Linked DNA regions of Homo sapiens: region 2 is linked to region 1. Evidence: chromatin contacts called from ENCODE Hi-C data. All regions are on one chromosome and are shown on one strand. The core of a region is the stretch at or near the end of the contact, and the rest is flanking DNA. Distances in the headings are between cores, read along the strand shown. Region 1 holds the start of HIC1 (HIC ZBTB transcriptional repressor 1). Region 2 holds the start of PAFAH1B1 (platelet activating factor acetylhydrolase 1b regulatory subunit 1).

The links. A loop is a pair of places that touch in the nucleus more often than their neighbours do. Pooled maps may share reads with other maps.
Region 2: a pooled map shows a loop between it and region 1 (9-fold over the local background). The contact joins the promoter of PAFAH1B1 here to the promoter of HIC1 in region 1. A Hi-C loop is called at or near these places in 2 of 37 single-sample maps with no recorded cell type and 12 of 50 pooled maps.

The regions. Positions count from the first base shown.
Region 1 is chr17:2,053,782-2,057,548 of GRCh38, forward strand. HIC1 (HIC ZBTB transcriptional repressor 1) reads left to right here and starts at 1,322. Exons shown (of 2, transcript NM_006497.4): 1 at 1,322-1,457; 2 at 2,890-3,767. The coding sequence starts at 2,910. RefSeq lists silencers at 1-355, 1,106-1,605, 1,746-1,795, 1,836-2,245, 2,296-2,415 and 4 more.
Region 2 is chr17:2,591,727-2,595,464 of GRCh38, forward strand. PAFAH1B1 (platelet activating factor acetylhydrolase 1b regulatory subunit 1) reads left to right here and starts at 1,928. Exons shown (of 11, transcript NM_000430.4): 1 at 1,928-2,280. RefSeq lists an enhancer at 1,134-1,862 and silencers at 1,697-1,916, 1,967-2,196, 2,607-2,666, 2,727-2,776.

The DNA of each region.
Region 1 (3,767 bases), core at 72-2,571:
CGCGCCCGCTGCCCCTCGCCCGGTGACTCAGCCGGTACCTCTGGCGGGGCCATGGGGGCCAGAGGACAGCGCGGGGGGCGGCGAGCGCGGTTGCTAAGCTCTCCAAGGCCTCGGAGGGACAGGATCTGGGCGCACCTCACCGGTTGCCATGGTAACGCAGCGCCCCAGCCCCTCGCGCTCCGCGGTGGAGGGAGGCGCAGCCAATCGGAAGCGGCGGAGTTCTCGGGGACCCCCCCCCCCCCCGCTCCACGCCGTGTGTGGGCGGGGGTCAGGAGGTGCGGGGCGGAGGCGGAGCGTGGGCCGCGGAGATCCGGCGTTCGCAGGAGGCTTGGTGCGCGGCGGGGCTGCACGGGGCCACTTCCGGAGTAGTACTGCGAGCAGCGGCGCGACAGTGCGGGGTCCCCTTTCTCCCAGAAGAGACGTCACCCACACAAACCTGACCTTCACGTGGGGCGCGGGACCTTGCGGGGTCCCAGCCGCAGGCGCCCCTGTTGTTTCCTTCGGGCGGGTGGGTTGGAGAAGAAGTCCACGCGGGATTCTTCAAAACGGCGTACAGGGGGATTCTAGGGCCCCATGGTTACTTCTTTGGACCCCCCGGAGGCGCTGTCCAGCCACTTCCAGTCGCCCTGATGACTCGTCGTGGGTTCCTTTAGGAGACCCGAAAGTTCAGGGCGGGCTGTGTGGGTAACACCTCTGCCCAGGTTCCCGGAGGGCCCTACGTGGCTGCCCCTGGAGTATCCCAGAGCGCTAGGGCTGCGGGAAGGGGCGGGTGTGCTTCTGGAAACATGAGCGCCTGTTAGTATCAGTGCCTGGATAGGGCTGGGGACAAATCAGTTTATGCCGCGCACACCGAATCCATGCGCCTGAGTGAGGGTGGGTGTGTTGGGGAGTGCGTCCAAGTGGACAGTGCCGTACAGTAATGTCTACGGGGAGTTCCAGGAGAGCTCGGCTACTCCTGCGCAGGATAACCTCTCCCCCACCACCCGAGTCCCGTGCTCGCGGGCAGGACTTTTCCGAACTGGGGCTGTGTGCCTAGAAATACGTACATGGGAGCGCTCAGCTCAAAGCCCCAGGGTTTCTGGGACTCGCGTGTCCGGGGTCGGGGTCCCAGGTGGGTACAGGTGGGAGGGCGAACCTGCGGGTAGGGTGGGCCCCTCCCCGCGGGCTCAGCATCTGTGCGCCTCCAGCTCAGGTGCGCGGGAGGAAGGCAGCGGCCTGCCGCGCAGAGCCCTGCGCGCCCGCGAGGTGGCGCCATAGCCGCAGCAGCGCCCGCCGGCCCGGGCCGCTCCAGATAAGAGTGTGCGGAAAGCGCGGCGGGGCTGAGACGCGACCAGGACGCGGGGAGGACGGACCAGCAGGACAGACCGACCGGGGGCCCGGCGGGCGGAGGGCAGCGCAGCCACGTCCCCCCTGGATCCGCCGTCAGCCGGGCCCGGGGCTTTCGACATGCCCCCCAGGTGGGTCCTCGAGCCGGGGACCGGGAGGGACGGGGGACCCGGGACAGCCCGGTCCTCGTGCGTCGGCCGCCTCGGGTGCATCTTCTGGCGCGGGTGCCCCATCGCGGCTGGCGGCTGGCGTTCAGGGCTCCGGGTGTCGTCCCTTTCGGACTCAGGACCACCGGGCCGCGGCTCCGCGCCGGGTTCACGGCGGGGTCAGCGGCCCGGGGCCGGCTCTGCCCGCACATGGGCTGGAGAGGCGAGGGGAAGGGAAGGGAAGGGGAGCTGGCGGGCGGGGCTGGCAGGGGCGCTGCCCTGGCACAGCTCGGGGCCTGGCAGCGGCGGGTGGGGCATCGGCTAAGAGCTGCCACCGCCGCGGGGAGGGGAGCCCGGCCCGCCGGGACCGCAGGTAACGGGCCGCGGGGCCCCGCGGGCCAGGAGGGGAACGGGGTCGGGCGGGCGAGCAGCGGGCAGGGGAGCTCAGGGCTCGGCTCCGGGCTCTGCCGCCGGATTTGGGGGCCGCGAGGAAGAGCTGCGAGCCGAGGGCCTGGGGCCGGCGCACTCCTCCCGCCCTGTCTGCAGTTGGAAAACTTTTCCCCAAGTTTGGGGCGGCGGAGTTCCGGGGGAGAAGGGGCCGGGGGAGCCGCGGAGGGAGGCGCCGGGCCCGCGCGTGTAGGGCCCAGGCCGAGGCCGGGACGCGGGTGGGGCGCAGGCCCGGGTCAGGGCCGCAGCCGGCTGTGCGCCGTGCCCGCCCGGGGCGCTGCCCCCTCCCTCCCCTGGGAGCTGCGTGGCTCCCCCCTCCCCCCCACCTGCTTCCTGCCTCAGCCTCCTGCCCCGATATAACGCCCTCCCCGCGCCGGGCCCGGCCTTCGCGCTCTGCCCGCCACGGCAGCCGCTGCCTCCGCTCCCCGCGCGGCCGCCGCCCGGGCCCCGACCGAGGGTTGACAGCCCCCGGCCAGGGCGGCGCCAGGGCGGGCACCGCGCTCCCCTCCTCCGTATCACTTCCCCCAACTGGGGCAACTTCTCCCGAGGCGGGAGGCGCTGGTTCCTCGGCTCCCTTTCTCCCTACTTGGGTAAAGTTCTCCGCCCTGAATGACTTTTCCTGAAGCGGACATTTTACTTAAATCGGGTAACTGTCTCCAAAAGGGTCACTGCGCCTGAACAGTTTTCTTCTCGGAAGCCCCAGCACCCAGCCAGGTGCCCTGGGGCGTGCAGGCCGCCCTGGCCTCCCCTCCACCGGCGGCCGCTCACCTCCTGCTCCTTCTCCTGGTCCGGGCGGGCCGGCCTGGGCTCCCACTCCAGAGGGCAGCCGGTCCTTCGCCGGTGCCCAGGCCGCAGGGCTGATGCCCCCGCTCAGCTGAGGGAAGGGGAAGTGGAGGGGAGAAGTGCCGGGCTGGGGCCAGGCGGCCAGGGCGCCGCACGGCTCTCACCCGGCCGGTGTGTGTCCCCGCAGGAGAGTGTGCTGGGCAGACGATGCTGGACACGATGGAGGCGCCCGGCCACTCCAGGCAGCTGCTGCTGCAGCTCAACAACCAGCGCACCAAGGGCTTCTTGTGCGACGTGATCATCGTGGTGCAGAACGCCCTCTTCCGCGCGCACAAGAACGTGCTGGCGGCCAGCAGCGCCTACCTCAAGTCCCTGGTGGTGCATGACAACCTGCTCAACCTGGACCATGACATGGTGAGCCCGGCCGTGTTCCGCCTGGTGCTGGACTTCATCTACACCGGCCGCCTGGCTGACGGCGCAGAGGCGGCTGCGGCCGCGGCCGTGGCCCCGGGGGCTGAGCCGAGCCTGGGCGCCGTGCTGGCCGCCGCCAGCTACCTGCAGATCCCCGACCTCGTGGCGCTGTGCAAGAAACGCCTCAAGCGCCACGGCAAGTACTGCCACCTGCGGGGCGGCGGCGGCGGCGGCGGCGGCTACGCGCCCTATGGTCGGCCGGGCCGGGGCCTGCGGGCCGCCACGCCGGTCATCCAGGCCTGCTACCCGTCCCCAGTCGGGCCTCCGCCGCCGCCTGCCGCGGAGCCGCCCTCGGGCCCAGAGGCCGCGGTCAACACGCACTGCGCCGAGCTGTACGCGTCGGGACCCGGCCCGGCCGCCGCACTCTGTGCCTCGGAGCGCCGCTGCTCCCCTCTTTGTGGCCTGGACCTGTCCAAGAAGAGCCCGCCGGGCTCCGCGGCGCCAGAGCGGCCGCTGGCTGAGCGCGAGCTGCCCCCGCGCCCGGACAGCCCTCCCAGCGCCGGCCCCGCCGCCTACAAGGAGCCGCCTCTCGCCCTGCCGTCGCTGCCGCCGCTGCCCTTCCAGAAGCTGGAGGAGGCCGCACCGCCTTCCGAC
Region 2 (3,738 bases), core at 678-3,177, 540 kb after region 1:
GATGAGGTTTCACTATGTTGCACCTGCTGGTCTCCAACTCCTTGGCTCAGGTGATCCACGGCCCCCCTCCCAACCTCCCCATCCCTGCCTTGGCCTCCCAAATTGCTGGGATTACAGGGGTTAGCAACCTGTGCCTGGCAGAGATAACCTTTCTTGAACAAAGGAAACTTGTTTTGGTATCAAGCAACAGTAATGTTTACATGAGTTACCTATAAGTCCCCACGAAACTAAGATACTTTACACAGGCTGCACCTCCTCTGTAATTCTCACAAAAGCCGGGTTAGTTATTAGGTGTCTTTTATTGAGAAACTGAGGCCAAAGAGAGGTATGGTAATTTGCCCCAGGTCGCGCTTCTGGCAAGTGCGGGGTCCAGGATTTACACCTAAGTTGTCTCTTTCGTTAACTCTGCTGCTTCTCAAATGCAGTATATATATATATATTTACCTACATAAAGTGACGCAATAAAATCAGTACACATAAGCTTAAGCCTGTTTCAAGAAAAAAGCTTCCTTGGACAATACAAATGAATGATAAGATAATCTCATTTAAACCTGTTATTAAAATAATAGCCCATATTGAATTATTCAGAACCCCAAATCTCGCTTTTTAAAAATCAAGGGTCGGCTGAGCACGGTGGCTCACGCCTGTAATCCCAGCACTTTGGGAGGCAGAGGCGGGCGGATCACGAGGTCAAGGGATCGAGACCATCCGGGCCAACATGATGAAACCCCGTCTCTACTAAAAATACCAAAAAAATTAGCCGGGCGTGGTGGTGGGCGCCTGTGGTCCCAGCTACTCGGGAGGCTGAGGCAGGAGAATGGCGTGAACCCGGGAGGCGGAGCCTGCAGTGAGTGGAGATTGCACCACTGCACTCCAGCCTGGGCGACAGAGCGAGACTCCATCTCAAAAACAAAAACAAAAACAAAAAACAAAAATTAGCTGGGCGTGGTGGCAAGTGCCTGTACTCCCAGCTACTCGGGAGGCTGATGCAGAGAATCGCTTGAACTCGGGAGGCGGAGGTTGCAGTGAGCCGAGATCGCGCCACTGCACTCCAGCCTGGGCGACACAGCGAGACTCCGTCTCAAAAAAAAAAAAAAAAAAAAAAGGAAAAGAAAAGAAAAATCATAGGTATCTGTGTGGAATAAATTAACTACAAATCCCCAAGACGACTCTTGTCATCAATATTTCAATCCATAATTTAGCAAACACACACAGACATCCCTTATAGGGATACAGTTCCAGGCCTTTCTTTGGGCATCCGTTTCGAGACCTGGAGAGACTCTGATGTCTGTGTGTGACTAAGGAGAAGAATAGCTGAATCATATCCAAAAGCGAGTCCTCCCAATTAAGAATCTATAATACAAATCAAGACAATGACAGCATTCCATCTGCCTTTTAACCTCAACAGCTCCTCCTCCCAAGCCAGCCAGCCTACTCCCCTCCCTCATTCCCCCCCAAACTGGGAAATCATCTCGGAGGCCGGAGGCAGAAAGGGGCGGTAGGTGGCCGGGCCCCGCTGCCTCTCGCGCCTCCCGGGGCCCGCCACACACGGTGCCAACGGGACGCCGCGGTCGGCCGCATGAGCGCAAAAGCAGGGCAGCGAGGTGAGCAGAGCCAGAGTTCAGAAGGGGCCGCAAGTCAGACGAGGGGCTGGGAAAAAAGAGCCTCTCCCAAGGTTAACAGAAGCGTGCGGAGCGTGAGAAGCAGCACCTCGCACGCAGACTCGCCCGCCGGCCGGGTGGCACCGCTCAGCCGCCCGCCCGCTAGAAGGCAGCGCGGCCCCGGCCCGGCCCAGCCCGGCGCATGCGCCGCAGCCCCTCCTCCGCTCCCGGCGCCCGCCCCTCCCTCTTCCTGGCGGGTCTGGGGCGGCGGCGGCGGCGGCGGCGGCGGCGCGGTGACGTCAGGGCGTTGGGGCAGCTCCTGTGACAGACGGAGCTGGAGCGGCGGGGCGGCGGCGGAGTCCGGCGGCCGGGAGAGCGAGTGAGCGAGCGGAGGAGCAGCGACACGGGAGTCTAGGGAGCGAGAAGGAGAAGGAGGGGAGCGCTCGGGCGCGAGCGAGAGAAACCGCGAGCGCCGAGCTTGGACTCGAGCCCCGGAACGGCTGAGGAGCCCGCCCGCTCCCCTCCCCTCCCCCTCCCCGGGCCCGGGCCCAGCGCGCCATCCTCCCCCCTCCTTCCCTCCCTCCCTCCTTCCTCCCTCCCCTCTCCCTCCCCCTCCCCCGCCGGTGGATGGGAGTGAAGGACGGAAGAGGCCCTGCGGAGGCGGCGGTGCAGCGCTCCGGTAAGGCGGCGCGGGTCTGCGCCCTCCCCTCTGTCTCCTCCACCGCGCCCGGGCGGCTGCAGGCCGGACCCGGCGGCCTGACGATGTGGCTGCGCCGGTCCCCTCCCTCCCATTCTCCCCTCCCCCTGCCTCCGCCGCCGCCTCCTCCTTCTTCTTCTCTCCTCGCTCTCAAAATGGCGGCCGCGACGGCCGTTGAGTGAGAGACCCGGAGGAGGGGGACTGTCCGGGGAGGGCGCTGCCCTCGCTCCTCTCCTCCCGGGCCCGGCTTTGGGGGCTGCCGGCGCCTCTGCGACCCCCGCCCCGCGGCCCTCCCCAAGAAGGGATCGCCCTCCTCCCTCGGTGACTTAGCAAGAAAAGTATTCTTGGGTTGGAAGGGCGTGGGGACCAGGTAGCTCTCTGATCTTGGGGAAAAGGATCGGCCCTGCTCTCCCCGGCCGCGGAGACGAGCACCGCAGTCCCCACCCCACCCTCAGTTATCGGCTCGGGGACCGGCTCAGCCCCGCGCCGCCGGGGCACTCATAGGGCCTTCCAGGCATTCCGTCCCCGACTGGTCCTTAAGATGGGGTTGACCAGCGGAGGGTGGCCCACCGTCTCCCTGGCCCCCGGTGCGGCGGTCCAGCCTCAGCACCCGCCGAGGAGAGGCAGCCCGGCCCACCGAGCAATCCGCAGCATCCACCCACCGAATCTGGCAGGATTTTCTTTCTGCCACCGGCTCCTCGGTCGGGAGTTGCCTTTTGATGCTGTTAACATTCAGCTTCGAGGCTCCCTGCCATTCCCCTTCGTCTAATCTCATCTCCCTGCCCCTTTGGGAAACGCAGTGCCTCTGCATATTTACCCTCTTTAGCCTCCCACATGAGAAAATGCCTTTGAGGTGGTCGACACATTTTGACTCTGCACCTCTAAACGTAGCAGTAGAGGGGAAGAGGTTTTCCGTATTTAGTAGGAGAGAGCAAGGTACCATAGCTTTATATGTTATGCTACCTTTCTTCAGTGACTTAGCAAGAAACTCCTTGGGAAGAGGGCAGGAAATTTTCTTTTGGGGTTTGGGCCCAATTTATATCAGTCTTTTGGTTAAGAAAATACGCCTTTGAAGAGGAGGACCAGATTTGTGGTCTCGTTCTCAATGGGCGATGTCATGCCAAGGTCCCCCCTCCCTCTTTCCTTAAGTGGCAGTCCGGACAAATAGAGATATTACTGATATTCCCATCTCTCCTTTAAGCACACAGTCTTGGAGTTTCATAAGGTTTTAAAGGCCAAACAAACAATTTGTGCCATTTTTGGCAATTCTGTTTTTGTTGGGGGGGTGGGTTATTTTGTGTGAATTTCTTTTCGAGGCTAGGGCGGAGGAGACAGTGCTTGGGCCTTTCATACCAGTGATAATGTCATCCCTCCCTTTTTGCCACAGGAGTGTTTGCTTTTTTTTTTTTTTTTGCTGCAGCAGGGCGGCTTAATTGCTGC